2 separate regions of the Homo sapiens genome follow, and region 1 is linked to region 2. A link is an interaction called in ENCODE POLR2A ChIA-PET data of the cell type or tissue named here. Cell type or tissue: A673. All regions are shown on one strand. Each heading gives the region's core, and the rest is flanking DNA. Links, peaks and the distances in the headings are about the cores only. Region 1 has its middle 110 kb from the start of CAV2-DT. Region 2 has its middle 55 kb from the start of TES.

Region 1 (4,400 bases), core at 247-4,246, 130 kb after region 2:
AGCCAGTCATGGTGGCATGCACCGTGGCTCCAGCTACTCAGGAGGCTGAGGTGGGAGGATCACTTAAGCCCAGGAGGTCAAGACTGTAGTGAGCCATGATCACAACACTGCAGTCCAGCCCGGGCAACAGAATAAGACCCACTCTCTCTCTCTAAAAAAAAAAAAAAAAAAAAAAAAAAAACTTAAAAAATAGTGATTATCACCAGTTAGAATGGCGATTATTAAAAAGTCAGGAAACAACAGATGCTGGTGAGGATGTGGAGAAATAGGAATGCTTTTACACTGTTGGTGGAAGTGTAAATTAGTTCAACCATTGTGGAAGACAGTGTGGCAATTCCTCAAGGATCTAGAACCAGAAATACCATTTGACCCAGCAATCCCATTACTGGGTATATACCCAAAGGATTATAAATCATTCTACTATAAAGACACATGCACTCGTATGTTTATCGCAGCACTATTCACAATAGCAAAGTCTTGGAACCAACCCAAATGCTCATCAATTATAGACTAAATAAAGAAAATGTGACACATATATACCATGGAATACTATGCAGTCATAACAAAGAATGAGTTCATGTCCTTTGCAGGGGCATAGATGAAGCTGTAAGCCATCATTCTCAGCAAACTAACACAGGAGGAGAAAACCAAATGCCACATGTTCTCACTCATAAGTGGCAGCTGAACAGTGAGTACACATGGACACAAGGAGGGGAACATCACACACCAGGGCCTGTCGGGGGTGGCGGGCAAGGGGAGGGAGAGCATTAGGATAAATACCTAATGTATGCGGGGCTTAAAACCTAGATGACAGGTTGATAGGTGCAGCAAACCACCATGGCACATGTATACCTATGAAACAAACCTGCAGGTTCTACGCATGTATCCTAGAACTTAAAGTAAAATAAAATAAAATAAAATAAAAAAGAAAGAAAGAGAATGACTAATGGCATAAAATCTTACAAGGGGAAAAAAGGAAAGAATTCAGATGACAAGTGGAAGGATTGACTTTGAATGGGAAGAAGCTTATACCAAATATTTATTGCTGTTTAATAAACCATCCCGATATTTAGTGACTTAAAAAACAACAACAACAAAAGAGTGAGTGCAAGAAATAAATAAAACTTCTTTGCTTGGGTTTTGCTTTGGTTTGGTTTGATTTCCTACATTTGTCTAGAAAATACTTCTCAGTTCCATTTCACCTGAATTTTGGAGCCCATCTTAGCCTTTATTATTTTAAATAGAATTTTGTGATAGGGAGCATTTTAGATGTAACTTCTCAAGATGACATGTTCAATGTAAATGCTGTTGAATGTTGAAGCTATGCTACTATCAACCTCTGGGCAAGGCAGACACACTCAAATCATCTTTTAGCTTCCCTTCAATTTTTCTTTTAGCTTTACCACTGAGTTAATATTCCTTTCAAAGAAAGTTGTTTAAATGATAGGGATCTTTTCATTCTACTGTAGGATCATAGGCCAGTGGAAACAACAACCAAAGTCAGAGGCTATTTTTAATGTGCTTGTTATCTACAAGCCAGTTCCCTCCTCAGATCCCTGACACAACATCACACCACACACACACACACACACACACACACACACTCACTTGGCTTCTGTCATCTGAAAAATGGGATAATGCTTTTTAATGTTTAACATAAAGTTTTAATGTTTAACATAGTTAAAGTAAATTTTAAAACAACTGAGAAAATACATATCATAATTATACCAAGTTTGGGGTGAAGGAAAGACAAGCTGATGATATGTCTTTCATTGTATCAACAATGAAGTATTTATTCAACAAATATTCAAGGAGCATATTTTGGATGTTAGGCTCCTGGAAGAAAACAAGAATGAGATGGAAAGAGTGAGGGCAATCTAAAGGTGAAATGGAAGGAGACTCTACAGCATGGCCTTCACATATGGAAGATGCCAAATACATAAGTTACTCCAAAATAAAAGAATAATAATAAATCAAACACAGTCTAAGATACATTACAACCCTAGTTTTAATTTAAAATTAAGAGTATATGCATTACTCTTTTTTTGGTAATTGATGACATGATGTAATTTTATATTCACTTTGCAAAGCAACAAGATCTAAAGCCTTGGCAAGATAAACATTCTGACTAAAAAATAGTGTGTTTTAGATTCTTTTGGTTGCTGGGATATAAGAGGCTGAGGAAAGAGTGTTCCCAACACAATTTGTGACCGCCCTTTCTTTCCTCTTCTCCCTAACAAGGTTAGTTAGATTCGTGCAGATCCTGTAGATTAAAAAGCGCCCTTATCACTGCCTGGTGATCACTGTTCCAGCCCTGGACAATGAAGGTTCATCCAAAAGCACCACTTCCTTTTTGCTATTGACAGGAAACTCTGCCTGTGACAAGCTGCACAAGCCTCACTCAGTGCCTGGCGGGGTTGCAGCTGGAGACGTGGGAGGAAAAACAATTTCTAATCCTGGTGTTTGTGCAATAGAGTATCAGGTGGACGGTGAGATGGGAAAGCTAATGGGGATTTTTTTTTAACATTCATTATTTAAATACATCATTGTCCCAGCCTGGATAGAGAACTGTGATACTCACAAAAGAACGTACAAGAAAAAATAAAATATTTTTCAGGTTAAGACAACTTGGAACTTAGAAATTTAGCATGTAAAGAAGTGTGGTAAGGTTCCATAAGAGAATGATAACTGTGAAAATAGACTAGCTCTTCTAAAGGATCTGCTAGGGGTATGTTTCAAACTCTCTTGAATTCTTATGTTCAATTATAAAATGTGCCAATTCACTCATAAAAGTGTACCAGACCCGGCACGGTGGATTGCGGGCGGGGTGCGGTGGCTCACACCTGTAATCCCAACACTTTGGGAGGCCGTGGCGGGTGGATCACGAGGTCAGGAGTTCGAGACTAGCCTGGCCAACATAGTGAAATCCCATCTCTACTAAACGTACAAAAAAAAAAAAATTAGCCAGGCCTGGTGGCAGGCACCTGTAATCCCGCATACTCAGTAGGCTGAGGCAGGAGAATCACTTGAACCCAGGAGGCGGAGGTTGCAGTGAGCCAAGATAGCATCACTGCACTCCAGCCCAGGCGACAGTGCGAGACTCCATCTCAAAAAAAAAAAAAAAAAATTGTACCAAACTCTCTTTAAAATATTACCAGAGAAACAGTTAAAATGAAAAGCACTAGCAATTGAAGCACCCTGAATATCTTATTTTCATGTATCATTTTTCATCTATATTGCTTGAAAGAAATACATTAATCGTGGGAATTTTGTTTAGATACTCTGATTGACTGTATCAGAGGAAGACGACGGAATGCACCCTTGATGTGCGAAAATGAGGAACTGATGAGACAACACAGATGGAAATATTCATCAGGTAGTTGGAGATTTGGACCTACAGTTCTAGAGAAAGGTGAGCTACTAAGACAGGAAAAAAAAATGCCAAAGGAGAGAAAATATAAGAAGTTCAATAATGAAGTCTCAAAAAAAAGTTTACTTTTGGAGTAAGAGAAAAAAAAAACAAGTAATTTTACTAAATGCATACCTAGATTTTTAAAAATCAAAGGAATATAATACACCTAGAAGTAGAGAGGTGGATAGGGTCTCAGATGATGCAAAGGTCAAAAAGAAAAGGAACTCTGAGCAGGAAATCCAAATTAGCAAGTTGGCAAAGTTTGACATTTGGAGAAAATAATTTCAGTAGACTAATGAAAGCAGAAACCAGATTGCTAGAAGAACTGGATTGCAAATGATAAGCAATAAGGCAATGGAGGAAATATGAGTAGATAATACTTTCAAAAATGTAACGGGGGCAGGAAGAGACAGAAGTTTGATCAAGGAGAAAGCTGGAAGACAGCTTCTTGCTCCTGAAAAGGGAAAGTTTAAACAGTGGAAATTAGACATTTGCACAGAGAAGGGGAAGGACAAGGATAAGACAAAAAATCTGCTCTTTGTTCTTAAGGAAACAAACAAACAAAAAATCCGTAAGAAAAAAATAAAATGTAAAAGAACTGAAAATTAAGATTAGCACTGCTATTTAGCACACTCATGTAGGTTAGCCACACCAGTCAGCATTTAGGAATTCCCTGCTGTCTGAAACAGCCCTGGTTTACACCCATGATTCAGGCAGTGGGCCTGTTTGTTTGCTTTTCCTTTGGTGAGAGAGTCTGCGCATCCTGTGGCAAGCCAAAGGTATCCCTGCCCTCTCCTGCCCTCTCTTCCCTCCTTGCTCCCCTTCCTCCCCCTCCTTTTTTTTCCCTCAAGCTGAGTTTGTCTTGGAAATTCTAACCTAGCAAATTAATTTTATTAAAATAAGCTAGGCAAATATCTCTGGCAATCAAGGAGGGCTTCGTTCTACTAGAAGAGCAGCCAATTTTTTTTTTTTTTTTTTAAAGAGAGAA
Region 2 (4,400 bases), core at 131-4,130:
CGCCTCGGCCTCCCAAAGTGCAGGGATTACAGATGTCAGCCACTGCGCCTAGCCCAGCCTTCACCAACACATTTCTAACACCAGACATAAGGGGGTGTTTCCCCACACACCAAGCAATCGGAAAATTCTGCAGCAGACACAAGCCAGGTGCCCTCCAGTTTACTTCTGATGCTATCTACCTGGAGGCTGTGTTAGATCCCACAGGTTGAGTGCTCACTTTCACAAGACTGTTCCCCATTTCCAATACCAATCTCAAGCCCCAAGTTGCTTTACCTGTGCTTCTGGTCAACTGGCTATAGAAATCAGGCTTCCCACAACCCCTTATTCAGGTTCTATTAACTTGCTAGAGCCACTCACAACAGAACTCAGGGACACAATTTACTTATATTTCCCAGTTTATTATAAAGAATGTTACCAAGGATACAGATGGAAAGACACATAAGGCAAGGCATGTGAGAAGGGGCACCATGCTGCCATTCGCTCTCTGAGGTACCACCCTCCAGGAACCAGAACGTGTTCAGTTATTTGGAAGCTCCAAGAATCCTGTCATTTGGGGTTTTTATGGAGGCTTCATTACATAAGCATGATTGATGAAATTATTGGTCATTGTTGATCAACTTAGCCTTCAGCCACTCTTCTCTCCCTGGAAGGTGGGTGGGGGGAGCTGAAAGTCCCAACCCCACCTCTTATCCTGCCCTGGTCTTTCTGTTGACCAACCCCTATTCTGAAGCTACCCAGGAGCTGCCAGCCATCAGTCAACTCATTCACATACAAAAACACATTATTACTAATAGATTACATCTATTACTTTGGAGAGTCTATGATTTTAGGAGTTAATGCCAGGAAATGGGAAGAAAGGTCAAATATATATTTTATACTATCAGATCCATTCTCTTTTCTTCTGCCAGAGTGCAATACAGAGAACATATTAGTATTCCCTTACTGAAAAATCTAACAATGATTCAGCCTCTTTTCCCACCCTTTTCATGTATACACATGGTCATCTAGCCATAACTGAATGCTTGCAGTTTTTTGAAGTTAGTCGCTTCCTTCATATCTCCATGACTTTGCAAAGATAGTTACCTCTAAGAAGCTGATCCATGACCCTTCCACACCCCCTCAAGCTTGAAGCCCATCTTTGTTCACATACATCTTGACCTATGCTACTAGTTCACTGATATCATTGCCCTATTTAAGTGCAGAAATATAATTTTTTCATGTTTATTTCCTTAGAACCAAATATAGCACTTAACACATGATATGTGCCCCAAAAATGGTAAATAACAAAATGAATTAAGTGGCATCTGAATAAGCCATAATAAATCAGGTAAGAGTTTTACTAATTGAGATGAAACTCATTTGGACAAGTTTCTAAAGGACAGAGCAAAAGAAGAAACATAGCTCAGTAACCGTAAGTATTTTTTTAATTAAAAAATCACTTGTGTTTTAAAAAATGACAGTACAAGGATCCAATTACATAATCCTCAGCAACACTTCTTAAAATTCCCTCTTCTCTGCTACCTGCCTTTCTCGTGCCTCCAGCTGCTCTCTCCACAAGTCCCCCAAACCTAAATCCTCCCCAATTTCTTTTCTCTCACACTCTGCCATCTCCACTTCTCTCCATTGCTTCATTCATTCATTCATTCATTCATTCGCTTAATCAAACAATATTTATTATCTGCTATGTGTCAGGAATGGTTGCAGGCACTGGGACCAATGATGTGAACAAGATAAACAAGATCCCTGCTCTTGTGGTGTTTTACATTCAAGAGAGAATAGGCCTGAAGTAAAGAATTCTAACAGAAAATGAAATGCTGGCCAAATGGGCATGGGGAGGGGAAGGCTCCAGAACAGAGGATATGTTAATAACAACAGAAGTCCAAGGCTATTAAAAATATTTCAGAAGGGCCTGCAATAATACCTAGAATGGAGATTCAAATTTTCTTCTCAGATTCTTAGCATTGCTCTTCACCTTGACATGTGAAAATTGGATTTCTCTTCAACAATCTGGAAGGATTGAGGAAAGGCTATGATCTTTCACATATGAATCATTTTTACCTGCCTAAGAAATTACTATTAGATCTTAATACTAACAGAGCTTCACTCCCCAAATAAAAGTGTATAGTTCCTCCTTTCTGAAATTGAGAGTAATGTCAATAACTGTATATTTTTTTCTTCATTTTGACTTCCAGGAAGCTTTGAGCAAAATCTGACCCTTCACTAACGTAGCAATTATGATTTAAATCTTTTTTCCAGACAATGTTGTTGTATGAATTCTCATTTCAGCCTGCTTCAAATTCTTTGTGGAATTTGGCAGGGGGTCTTCTTGGTTAGGATTATTTATCTTTTCTAAGTATCAAAAAACATTGATCATTATAAGGGTACAGCCAGGAGTATAGGAAGTAGCCTACAGATGGAACAGAAGCCAAGGCTGGGCAGCCACCAGGTCTTTTTCCCCTCCCTCCAAGTTCCTCCCTGAATATCTGCTTCTTTTTTCTTTCTCTGTAGGCACAGTCTCTCTGTTCCTTATCTGCATGATCAGTTAGTAAAGATGGGTGCCCTAAAATTTCTGAGTTCATAGATTACAAATGTTGTCACACTGAGAGACTGATGGGCTAACTCTTGGTTCTGATTCCAAATTCCCCAGGAAAAAAAAAAAAAAAACCTGATTGTCTTCAGTTGTTTTACAGATAGACAAACCAGTTTATGATCAGGGGACAGAGTCATGCAACCTAAGCAAAACAGTTAAAAATCTCACCAAATGAAGTTTGAGAGGGGAACACAGTGGAAATAAGTGGGAGTGAATCAAGGAGTTTAGGGGGTCACTGTGAGTGGAAAGACACTCTTCTAGTTTATTATTATAATTGTAAGTAGAGAGTTAGAAGGATAGCATGGCAGACACTGGCTAGATGATCTCTAAGCTTATTTCCAGTGAAACTATATTTCCCAGCATCCACTGTAGTTGTGTGGATCTTTCTGATTGAGTTTTGGCCAAGAGATCAAGGAAAGAAGCAATGTAGTCTCCTTCAGGCTTTGCCATGACAACTCAGGGCAAGATGGTGGAGCCAAGAGATAAAGCAGGATTTCTCCTTTGCAGTGTTGTGCATGGAAACATAACGTGGGCAAGAAATATGCATTTATTGGTTCAAGCCACTGATACTGGGCTTGTTGGTCATAGGAGTTAACCTTCCCTAACTAGTACAGATAAATAAATAATGAAGATCACGCTTTCATCCTGAAAATATCCCTTTACTAAGTCATGAGTCATATTGGGATGCTGGGGAACTGAGGGTGAATAGAGCAAAAACTTCTGCTGTCAATTGTTCAAAGGCTCATGGAAGAGACATGCAGGTAACAGAAAATGAAAATAATGAAGACCTGTCACTGACAGGAGACAACGGAAGTGATGCCAAAGCAGCTGTTTGTGATGTCAAAATATCTTCTCTAGTATGAGAGGTTGCTCTCACTGTTACCCTAGGTAAGTGGATGGATAAAAGGGAACTTTGCAAAAATAGAATCTATGAGGCATGGTCACAGTGGGACTGAAGGACAGGGAGGAGTCAAAGACAACCCTGCCAATTGGAAGAATGGTGGTGACCTCAACAGAAATGAGAAATCCACTTAGGGAAGAGCTGAGAAGAAAAATGATCAGTTCACTTGGGAGTATGTGGAGCTTGAGGCAAGTGGAGGAGTACAGCAGGCAGTTTGGGACCTGAAAGTGGATGCTCAAGAAAAAACTCTGGCTAGAGATATAGATGAAGAAGTCAACAGACAAAAGTTACCATTCACATCTGATAATAGCTTACTGGGGCTCCAGTCTCCTTATCAAATGTGATAGGACAAAGACAGTTTTGAAATGATTTTTACGTTACTTTATTTTTCTCCAGGTAGCAATGACAAGTTTAGTGTATTTTCTCTTTTTTGGTGAAATTATATCAGCAGTTTCTGTATTTCCACAATAGATACTGCAAGTTCCGAGACCTAAAAAATTCTGAGTATTCATTGCATTGCAAAGGTTGTCAAGGATCTGCTTATCTGACAATAAACTACAGAAAAGATTGTAGTATTAACTGTTTTAGCAATGCCAATTCCTTATTTTCCCTTTTCCCCTAGGGAATTTCAGATTTCCTCTAAAATCTCAGGTCCCAGTTTGCACATTGATTTTCTTGTACTATTATGAGCCACTGATTGCCGTATCCATTAACTTCACCTATGCATAAACCATGCAACAGATGACAATATATCACCCATTCCTCTCTTATCTTTCTTTTTCATTTTATTTTGCCTTTCTGAATTTTTCTCCTAAACTTTTCTTCCTCTAAATTTTACTTTCTTTCCCAAACTTACTCCTGATCTATTCTCTTCTTTCTCTATTTGATGTATTATTAATTTATAGTTTT

The links. ChIA-PET counts read pairs that join two places held together with the same protein. Peaks named below come from ENCODE experiments on the same cell type or tissue, not always from the same donor. Only the 100,000 strongest peaks of a DNase experiment are listed, where the experiment ranks them.
Region 1: POLR2A ChIA-PET joins it to region 2 with 8 read pairs; 7 of 35 experiments call an interaction of 5 or more read pairs at or near these places.

What each region holds. Positions count from the first base shown.
Region 1 is chr7:116,391,484-116,395,883 of GRCh38, forward strand. No RefSeq gene overlaps it. Among named protein-coding and RNA genes, the nearest start is that of CAV2-DT, 110 kb to the right of the region's middle. In A673, for the core only: no CTCF peak of the experiment used is centred there; a DNase peak (open chromatin) is centred at 2,388; H3K27ac peaks cover 3,132 bases.
Region 2 is chr7:116,262,857-116,267,256 of GRCh38, forward strand. No RefSeq gene overlaps it. Among named protein-coding and RNA genes, the nearest start is that of TES, 55 kb to the left of the region's middle. In A673, for the core only: no CTCF peak of the experiment used is centred there; no DNase peak of the experiment used is centred there.